Regions from separate parts of the Homo sapiens genome. Here region 2 is linked to region 1. A link is a contact called in ENCODE Hi-C or POLR2A ChIA-PET data. All regions are on one chromosome and are shown on one strand. Each heading gives the region's core, a stretch centred on a gene start or an enhancer-like site at or near the end of the contact. The rest is flanking DNA. Distances are from core to core; before and after follow the strand shown.

Evidence for each region. A loop is a pair of places that touch in the nucleus more often than their neighbours do. ChIA-PET counts read pairs that join two places held with the same protein, here RNA polymerase II (POLR2A). Pooled maps may share reads with other maps.
Region 2: a pooled map shows a loop between it and region 1 (6-fold over the local background). The contact joins the promoter of WBP11 here to the promoter of YBX3 in region 1. A Hi-C loop is called at or near these places in 2 of 50 pooled maps. POLR2A ChIA-PET finds 5 or more read pairs at or near these places in 2 of 52 experiments (A673 and activated CD8-positive, alpha-beta memory T cell).

The regions. Positions count from the first base shown.
Region 1 is chr12:10,721,406-10,725,533 of GRCh38, forward strand. YBX3 (Y-box binding protein 3) reads right to left here and starts at 1,918. Exons shown (of 10, transcript NM_003651.5): 1 at 1,445-1,918. The coding sequence starts at 1,706. It overlaps LOC124902876, which reads left to right and starts at 1,647. Exons shown (of 2, transcript XM_047429946.1): 1 at 1,647-2,255; 2 at 3,632-3,913. The coding sequence starts at 1,705. The coding sequence ends at 3,701. RefSeq lists silencers at 1,164-1,563, 1,694-1,793, 1,814-2,033.
Region 2 is chr12:14,801,171-14,805,298 of GRCh38, forward strand. WBP11 (WW domain binding protein 11) reads right to left here and starts at 2,308. Exons shown (of 12, transcript NM_016312.3): 1 at 2,182-2,308; 2 at 150-258. The coding sequence starts at 213. C12orf60 (chromosome 12 open reading frame 60) reads left to right here and starts at 2,500. Exons shown (of 2, transcript NM_175874.4): 1 at 2,500-2,581. SMCO3 (single-pass membrane protein with coiled-coil domains 3) reads right to left here. Exons shown (of 2, transcript NM_001013698.2): 2 at 3,480-4,128. RefSeq lists an enhancer at 2,604-2,843.

The sequences.
Region 1 (4,128 bases), core at 668-3,167:
GGTATCATTAACAATGTTATCCTAACACTGCTTTGGAGAACACAAGGTTTTCTCTCTCAGACATCTGGCAGAAAGTGTTCCAAGAAATATTTGCTAGAAACAACATCACAATGTACTACTGACTAGATTTAAGCAACTTTTAGTCCAGCAAAATCAGGCCTATTTTGTTTCTTAACCTACACAGGTTACAATTAGCATGTTGTTTGGTAGGGACTTAGTAAAAGCCCTAGAAAAAAAAAACAAGAAAATAGTCCTCTCAAGGTGGGGAATATTGAATACACTTCTCTCACATTGCTCCCTCAACTTTCTTCCCAAAGGGGAAGTAGGGCTCAGAGAGATGAGACAAACATGCCCCACCCCAAATAGTGAAGAGGTCTCCGAAGCATCCTACACCATCTGTTAACGTTCCTGTTTATAAGAGCGAACGATATGGACACACACCCTTTAGGGAGGTTATTCACCACCCACCTGCTTTGCAAGCGTTTAAGAACTCACACAGGGGCGTTACTTACGAAAAGAACGCTTGTTATGTGACTAAACCAACAACCATCACAGAAACCCTTTCCATCCACTGCCCCCCCAAATCTCAACATTTCATCTTCCTGTTTCCCTTCCTACGTTACAAGTGCCAAGGTAACAATGTTTTGAACTAACGTCATACCCCCACTTCCGACAAAGTTTTTTCAGCTGCTACACCACGTGCGTTCCCACAGTCCGGGAAGAGGGAAGCGTGTAGCCATTGGTGGACACTGAATGGCTGTTTGCAGCCGTGGGCACAGAGAGGGGGAGGAAGACGTGGGACTAAGACCCAAGTTTCCCGGAGACGATTGCAACATCTCTTTGCTGGCATGTGGCCAACAGGAGCATGGCGTCTTTCCCATGCCCATGTGGGAAGGGCGTCAGGGACAGACACCTGACCCTTCCTGGCAAGAAGCTTTTCTATCTTTCCCTCCCCGTCTCCTTCTAGCGCCCTCCTCTTCCCCAAAGGAAATGCTCTCCTTTCCCAGATCCCAAGCAAGGACCCCAAAGCGCCAGGCCCACGTGTCGGTCCTTCCCCTACATCCATCCCTACCCAAGGTCCCCTCTCCCAGACTGCCTCTCCTTTCTTCTCCAAACGCAGGCATTTTCCACCACGCGAATCCGCAACAGTGCCCGTCTGGGAGACAGAAGTTAAGACCTAAACTTTCTGGCCCGGAACCAGAAGGGAGATGCACACGGCCGCCAGGAGCGCAGGGCGCAGCGCGCTCACCTGGGAGCGCCGGCAAGGGAGGCGGCCAGCGCTGGGGACCCGGAGACCCCTGGGGACCCGGAGATCCCTGGGGACCCTGTGCTGTCAGCGTCTCCAGCCCGGGTGGGAGATGTAGCGCGAGCTGCCCACACGTGCTCCGCGGCCGGCTGGGCCCGCCCCACTACGGCAGCCCCTGCCCTCCCTGGCCTGACTCACCGAGAACTTTTTTCTCCGCGTCTTCGCTGCCGGCGGCGGTGGCTAAAGAGGCGGCGGCCGCGGTGCCCGTGGCTGCGGGGGCCGCGTCCCCACCGGGGTTTCCTGCGACGTGGGCGGCGGGCGCCGGGGCCGCGGCCTGGGGCGCACCGCTGCCCACCGGGCTCTTGGGCGCGGGGTCCTGGGGAGCCGCGGCGGCCGCCTCCGTCGGAGCCTGCGGGAGGGTGGTGGTGGTGGTGGTGGTGGCCTCGCCCGCCTCACTCATGCCTCCTCCTCCTCTGCTCTCGCTCAGGCGCCTCGGTGGCGGTTGGTCGGCGGTTAGCGCGGCTGGTGGTCGCGGCGGCCGGGGCTCGCTCTCGGGGAGGCCGGGGCGGATCTCGCGGCGCAGGCGGCGGCGGCCGAGGTGGGGTCGCGCGGCGGAGGCGGCTCGAGCTTCGTGCTGCGCGCTCTCTCTTGGGCTCCTCGCTCGATCTTACTGCCCCAAAAATGGCCCCGCACAAGTTTTTCTAGGCGGCGCACCGGCCCGGGAGGGAAGGGCGGGCGAGGGGAGAGGGTGGGGAAACTTGGCTCGGGAGTCGGGCCCTGGACTCTCATTAGCATTTAAAGGCGCCCGGTGCGCTTTCTATGGCTCCAATCCGCCGGGACGCGAGCGCGCGGGTCGCGTTGCAGAACCAAGGAAAGCCAGGGTGAACGGGGCGCCCGGGTTGTCTTCTGGAGCGTTCCGAGGAGCCCGCGCTGCTGACCCTTTGTTGGAGCGGGGTGCATTGGCTCTCCTCCCTCAACCCGTCTTGACACCCGCAGCTGACAAGGAGAGGTAAAATAGGGCACCCAAACTACTCTGCGCTTTACCCTCTCAAACACTTGTTTTTAAATCCTTTGCATCTAGTCAGTCATTCAACATGTATCAAGCACCAGCAGCTATTCGTAGCACAGCTGTTAAGACCTGGAATAATAAAACCTTAAGACTATTTGGCAACTTACTCCTGAAAGGTAATATACGGATAATTTCATCTGTAACACGCAGATGAGGAAATTGACCTCACAGATTTAATGTAAATTCAGAGTTTACACCAATTTAACCGCAACAAATAAGGAGCTGTCAATATATATTTAATAAGGAACACACACAAAAAAAGCTGAATAAATCCACTTCCTACCTTCTGCTCCAGTTGCCTCTGCCAGCTGGTGAAAGCTTAAGGAACTGAGCCCTCTTAGCCTCGAGGATGAGAGGTATAGAGAAACAGATCACCCAATAAACATTATTCCCAAGTTGAAGAGCCCACATGCCCTTTGAGAATGGGCTGGATGGTAGTAAACACAGGGCCAGAGGGTCTGGGATCTGTACCCAAAGACTGTCTGGAATACAGGACTATTTGGCCCCTAGGGTTCAGACAGACTAGGTATAAATTCTGGCTTTGTTTTTTATTAACCAGGTTAACTTGGGACAGAGATTCAATGTCCCAGAGTCGGTTTCCTGCTTTATGAGAGGTTCTCAAAGGTGACATGAAAAGTAGATGAGATTATCATGTGTCACTCCAGTGTCCGGTCCACCTAAAGCTCCTTTGTTTTGTTTGTTTTTTAAGTTATTGCCTGTTCCCTCAAACAATTTACCAAATTTTTTTCCAGGAATATGTCTGTAATGTCGATGTCTACCTTAACATCAGTAGGGTAACTATCAAGTGTAATTCATCTTTGTATCTCCACTGGTTAGTACAGTACGTAGCACAGAGTTTGGACATAGTGAATGTTTACAAAATGAAAACAGACCAAATTCTTCCAAACTCAATTACTTATCTGCACATTTGCTATCAATTATTATGAAACTTTCCTGAATTCTTACTTTCTTATTTCATCCACAAAAAACACAAAGAAAATAAGTTATTTGAAAAAATAGCAAATTATGTAATTTTGAGCTTTTCTATGTAATTCATCAATATTTAAAAAATTACAAACTCTTAAATGTTAGATTCATATTTTAGTTTGACTTCAGTATGGAGCATACAGTGATGTTATATAAATGTAGATGCTTTTAAAATGCTGGTCTAATTCTAAGAATGATTAAATTATTTCTTCATGTGAAAGATTATGGTCTTAATTACAATTAAATTATAAACATGATTTATTCTGGTGAGGACTGACCATTGACTTTCTTATTCAGCAAAATGATTATCATTGCTATTTACCTTTCAGAATTACATTACAAGAAAAAAAAGTAAGGAGATTGAACTCTTCAAACCGATCCAACAGTAAAGCCTTTTAAAAAAATTCATCCTTGGAAGTAATTCATAACTAACAGGTGTGATCTCCAACCTCTGGAAGACCCTAAAATAATTACAGATGCACCCTGGGATTTCCTAGAATTTGTGCTGGACTGGCTTCCAAAACTACTCATCATTGTCATCCAAACAAAGCAGTGAGCAGCTGGAAGTTGTTGGTATTGTACTAAATAAATCTAAAGAAAATTAGAACAAATATGATCTATGTTTTAATAATCATAAGTAGGAAGCAACTTGGATACAGATACACATAAATTTATCCATTCCTTCATTCACTAATTCATACACTCATATTTGCTAAGCAAATGCTATGTCCCGGACAAAGTACACCATTGTGAGTATCCAATGTTGACCAAAATGGAGCCGGTTGTAAGGTCTTTTGATATGATGTTAAAATTATTTTTCACTATC
Region 2 (4,128 bases), core at 1,058-3,557, 4.1 Mb after region 1:
TCTTAATGTGCCCATACAAACCCTGAATATATAATTTATTCCTCCTATCACTGCTGGTCTTGTAATTAAGCCACAGAGAAAGAAATTCCCTAATATTTGCAATTTTTAACACTCTCCTACTTCATCATTCCACACTAATGGACACTTACGGGCTTGGTCTGTGGGGTTCATAAATTTTCCACTCTTGGTGGATGATGTAGATCTCCGTCCCATGTTGACAATTTGTATGGTTTACTTGTTCATTAAAAAAAGAAAAACCTGTGAAGGTGAAGACAAAGAAATAGCTTATATCTCCTAAATGTATTTCTTCCTTTTTCTAGTCCCTACCAATCTCTGAAAAAAAATTCCTTTAATTAGAAATTCTGTGAGACTGTTCTTTCCTTAGTTTTGACTTTAATGTCCAAGAAAGATGGCATCACCTTTCTTGACCATGAAAATTTAGATCTCTATCATTCTTCAGAAATGTGATGAGTGTGAAGACCACTTTGAATATCCTCAAGTCATCAGTTTAGCTTTTTTCTTATGGATCACAGCACTGACTTTGTCAACTGATAAAAACAACTAGAAAATGCTTTAACGATATGGCACAAACCATGAACATCAGAATTCATTAGTCCTTCTTCTATAACCTCCCTTTATTAACATGTAATTGTAAAAGAAGAATAAGAAGGGAATGGGGGTAATGGATCTAGGCTCAAAACACATACCTCACCTTTGCCTCTCTCCATGGTTTTTCTTGGCATGTATGCTGTACATTCTCAATACTTCTAAGACACTAAAAACTCATTAATTTAAGCATATTTAATTCAGATTCAGTTCTAGTTCAGATATAATGCTTGACTCTCAAGAGTTCAAAACACAACTAAAAATGCAAATATTTGAAATTAGTGCTATACTGAGAGCTCCCCAAAACTTAAATATTAAGACACATATTTTTCTTACTAAGACCTGACTCCCAATATATATTTCTTAAGGTAATTAAAGGGAATACTTATTTTTGTTTGAGGAAAAAATATTTTGTAAGCTAAAACTTTTATTAACACAGTACCCTATTACATGACTTCTTCCTCTTATTCCAAAATAATGGGGCTTAATTTTTTGAAGCGCAGTCTTTCCAGTAATAAAGGCGGACAAATTTGCTTCCTTTTGCAAGTAGACACTTTTTAAAGGTAAGAAAGGGAAGATTTTGTCAGCCCAGTTTATTACAGTTAATGTCTCTTTCACCAAGTGTCCAACTGCCCCGAAAGCCAGATGTTTCAGAAAGCCAGATGTTTCACAGCTGTTCTGGTGGCAATTACTTCAAGACAGCGGTATCAAAGGCTCTGATTTTTAGCTTCCTCATCTAAAAAATGGGGACATCAATTACTTTATAACAAAGCTCTGATGATACAATGAGATTACAAATAAAATATCCTGTGATGTTTGACTCACTACTTAACTAAAATCTTTATAATGGATCCATATTCCTGGCCTAGCTACCATACACCCTGTCAAGTGGTTTCCTTCTAAGAAAAACTGGGGATGGGGGGGTTAGGGGGGTGGGAGAGCAGCAGGGAGTAGGAGGTAGGGAAGGAGGAAAACAAGCAAAATCAGTACATATACAAGCTCTCCCATCTTTGATTGCCTGCGTTTTTTGTGCTTTCCTTTCTCAAGTTTCCTCAGGCTCATGTTCTGAATCTCCTCCCCCACAAATGAAACACAACGGATACGAATTACAGAGAATTTTACGGAAGACACTGGAGCTTAAGTCTGCAGATTAGTTTTTTGTCTACAAGCGGAGGCGACTGGAAAATCAAGCCAAATAAGCGTTGGATAACTCTAAACAGCCAAAGAAGCTTCAATGGGATAGGGTCCAGGTTCACCAAAGGAGGCAACACCAGCAACTGACGAAACCATAGCGACGGCTGACCGACCATGACTCGAGGTACAAGACGTCAAACCTAAGGCTACTAATCAACGTGCGTAAGAAGCGGCCCCAACCGACCCGGGCGATGCCAACCGCGCAACCACTGGTCGCCGCGCCACCCCAGGCCCAGGAATAGCCCAGTCCGCAACAGGGAGACCTCAACCAGGGAGAGGAGGAGCGGGGCAAAGGGGCTGGGTGTCCCCCAAGCCGCTGCGCGGGACGTGGAAGGGACGAAAGAGGTGAGGAAGAGTAGTAAATCAATTCAATACACTCACACTTCTGCTGTGCTCCCAGGACTACGAGAAGCGGGTAGGGGGCGACTCCCGGCCTCTTTCACTTCGTAAAGGCCTTCAACTGGGTCTCTCGGTCAACCCCTCAGCTACCGCCATCTTGAAACCTCGCGCCCCTCCGCACTCCTCACGTCATTTCCCATTCCTCTGTCCCGCCTTCTCTTAGCGCCGCTTGACCCTGGAACCATAGAGAATACCCAAGAATTCCAGGACCAGAGTCTCTTCCGGTTCCATACAATACTCAATTGGTTGGTTGTCGGCTAAGAGCCCGCCTCATTGCGCTCATCTAGTACAATAGGAATTAGAAGAAGATAGCTGCTAACTGAGTGGCTGACGGTCCTGTCTCTCGAGTTGGAGGCATCTTGACTTAGTTGCTGGGAGCCTGGTACGTTGAGCCGTCCGAGAACGGTACATTCTGCAGATAAAGAAGCGTTCTGCGTTTTCTGTCTTTTGGAATTACCTTAGTTTTTGCATTTTTCTGTTTCTTATGACCCAAGCAGGTGCGATCCTTTAGGGGTGTCTCCGTGTGTAAACGAATACCCAGATAACATTTGCCACTGAGTTTAATCCGCTTTGTAAGCATCAGGTTATCCCATGTGAGCGCCTAGTACGTGTGGAAATTTAATAGACAGGCAGAACAGAACGTTTGTAGACCACCTGAACAAATAAATTAGCACCCGTATTAGAGTCGCAGATTGCTTATATGGGCGGTGATTTATTATTTGTTAGTAGTGTTTTGAAGAAGAAATACGGGGATACATATGCAGTCGGTTTTAAGTTATATGAGTGGCAAGGTTGATATATATTGGCTATATTCCCGACTGGTCTTTTCACCAGCCAAAAGTCCTCTATGATGTCACTCTACGTACGGGATTCTTCACTTAACTCTAGCCTTCGCCCTTTCCCTACCTTCTATCCCCTCTTTCCGTGAGTCAGCCCCCACTTATTTCCCTTAAAGGTAAGTTTAAACATTTAAAAAACTATCTTAGAGGATACGCTTGGTTATTTCTAATCTTAACCTGACTATCCCATGTAGGAAGGCTATTCTTACCACCAGTTATAAATATTTCAAAATATTGATGGAGATACATACTAATTTTTAGCAGAATCTTTAAACTGCCCTTGAAGGTATAAGATCGGTCCTATACCTAAACTTACCTTTGTGTTAGGAAATTCTTGATTTGATTTTAGACTGAATTTGAGTGTCAGAAAGCAATGACGAGATATTGTAGGTTAAAGCTGATAAACCAGGTAGTACATAAAAAAGAAAATAATCTTGAACTGCGAAGGTGAGCTAAGTTGTAATGTTTTGCAACTAGTTTTTTTTCTTTCCTAACACATTAGTGATCATAGTTTTGCAACTCGTTTTGAAAAACAATGCAAGAAGAGAAAGAGAAAACAGTGTATGTTGGAAATATTAAAGTCTTTCATGTAGCTAAAATTTTATATGTAGCTACTATTTTTAAGATATGCTGAGCAGTTTTTATTTCAATACATTTCTTGTACTTGGATGGGAGAATCAACTATAACAAACACAGTCTGGCATCAACAGCATATTAATAATTTTGTCAGTATAGACTAAAAGAGTCCTCATGGGAATTATTGGTTGGCAAAGGATTTAGAAAACAAACACATCTGCAGAGATTCAGCGGAACCATTAATAGGCTTCCATAGCCTTTGGCGTTTTCTAAAATCAGGTAATTAGTGAAATGGCCCACCTAATGCGTCATGTAGCAAAGGCAGCTGCCTCCTTTTTGCTAGTGTTGAAAATGAAATTATATTCTTTTTTCTGAAAGCTTATAATAAATTATGACTTTCTTTTAAATGACAAATGCTTTGAGTAGTGACCTTCTATTCTGCATCCTAAATGCAATATGTGTAGCTGTGTTTTGCTTTCTTGTCTTCTAAATGTTTCAGTGTTTGAACATTCAC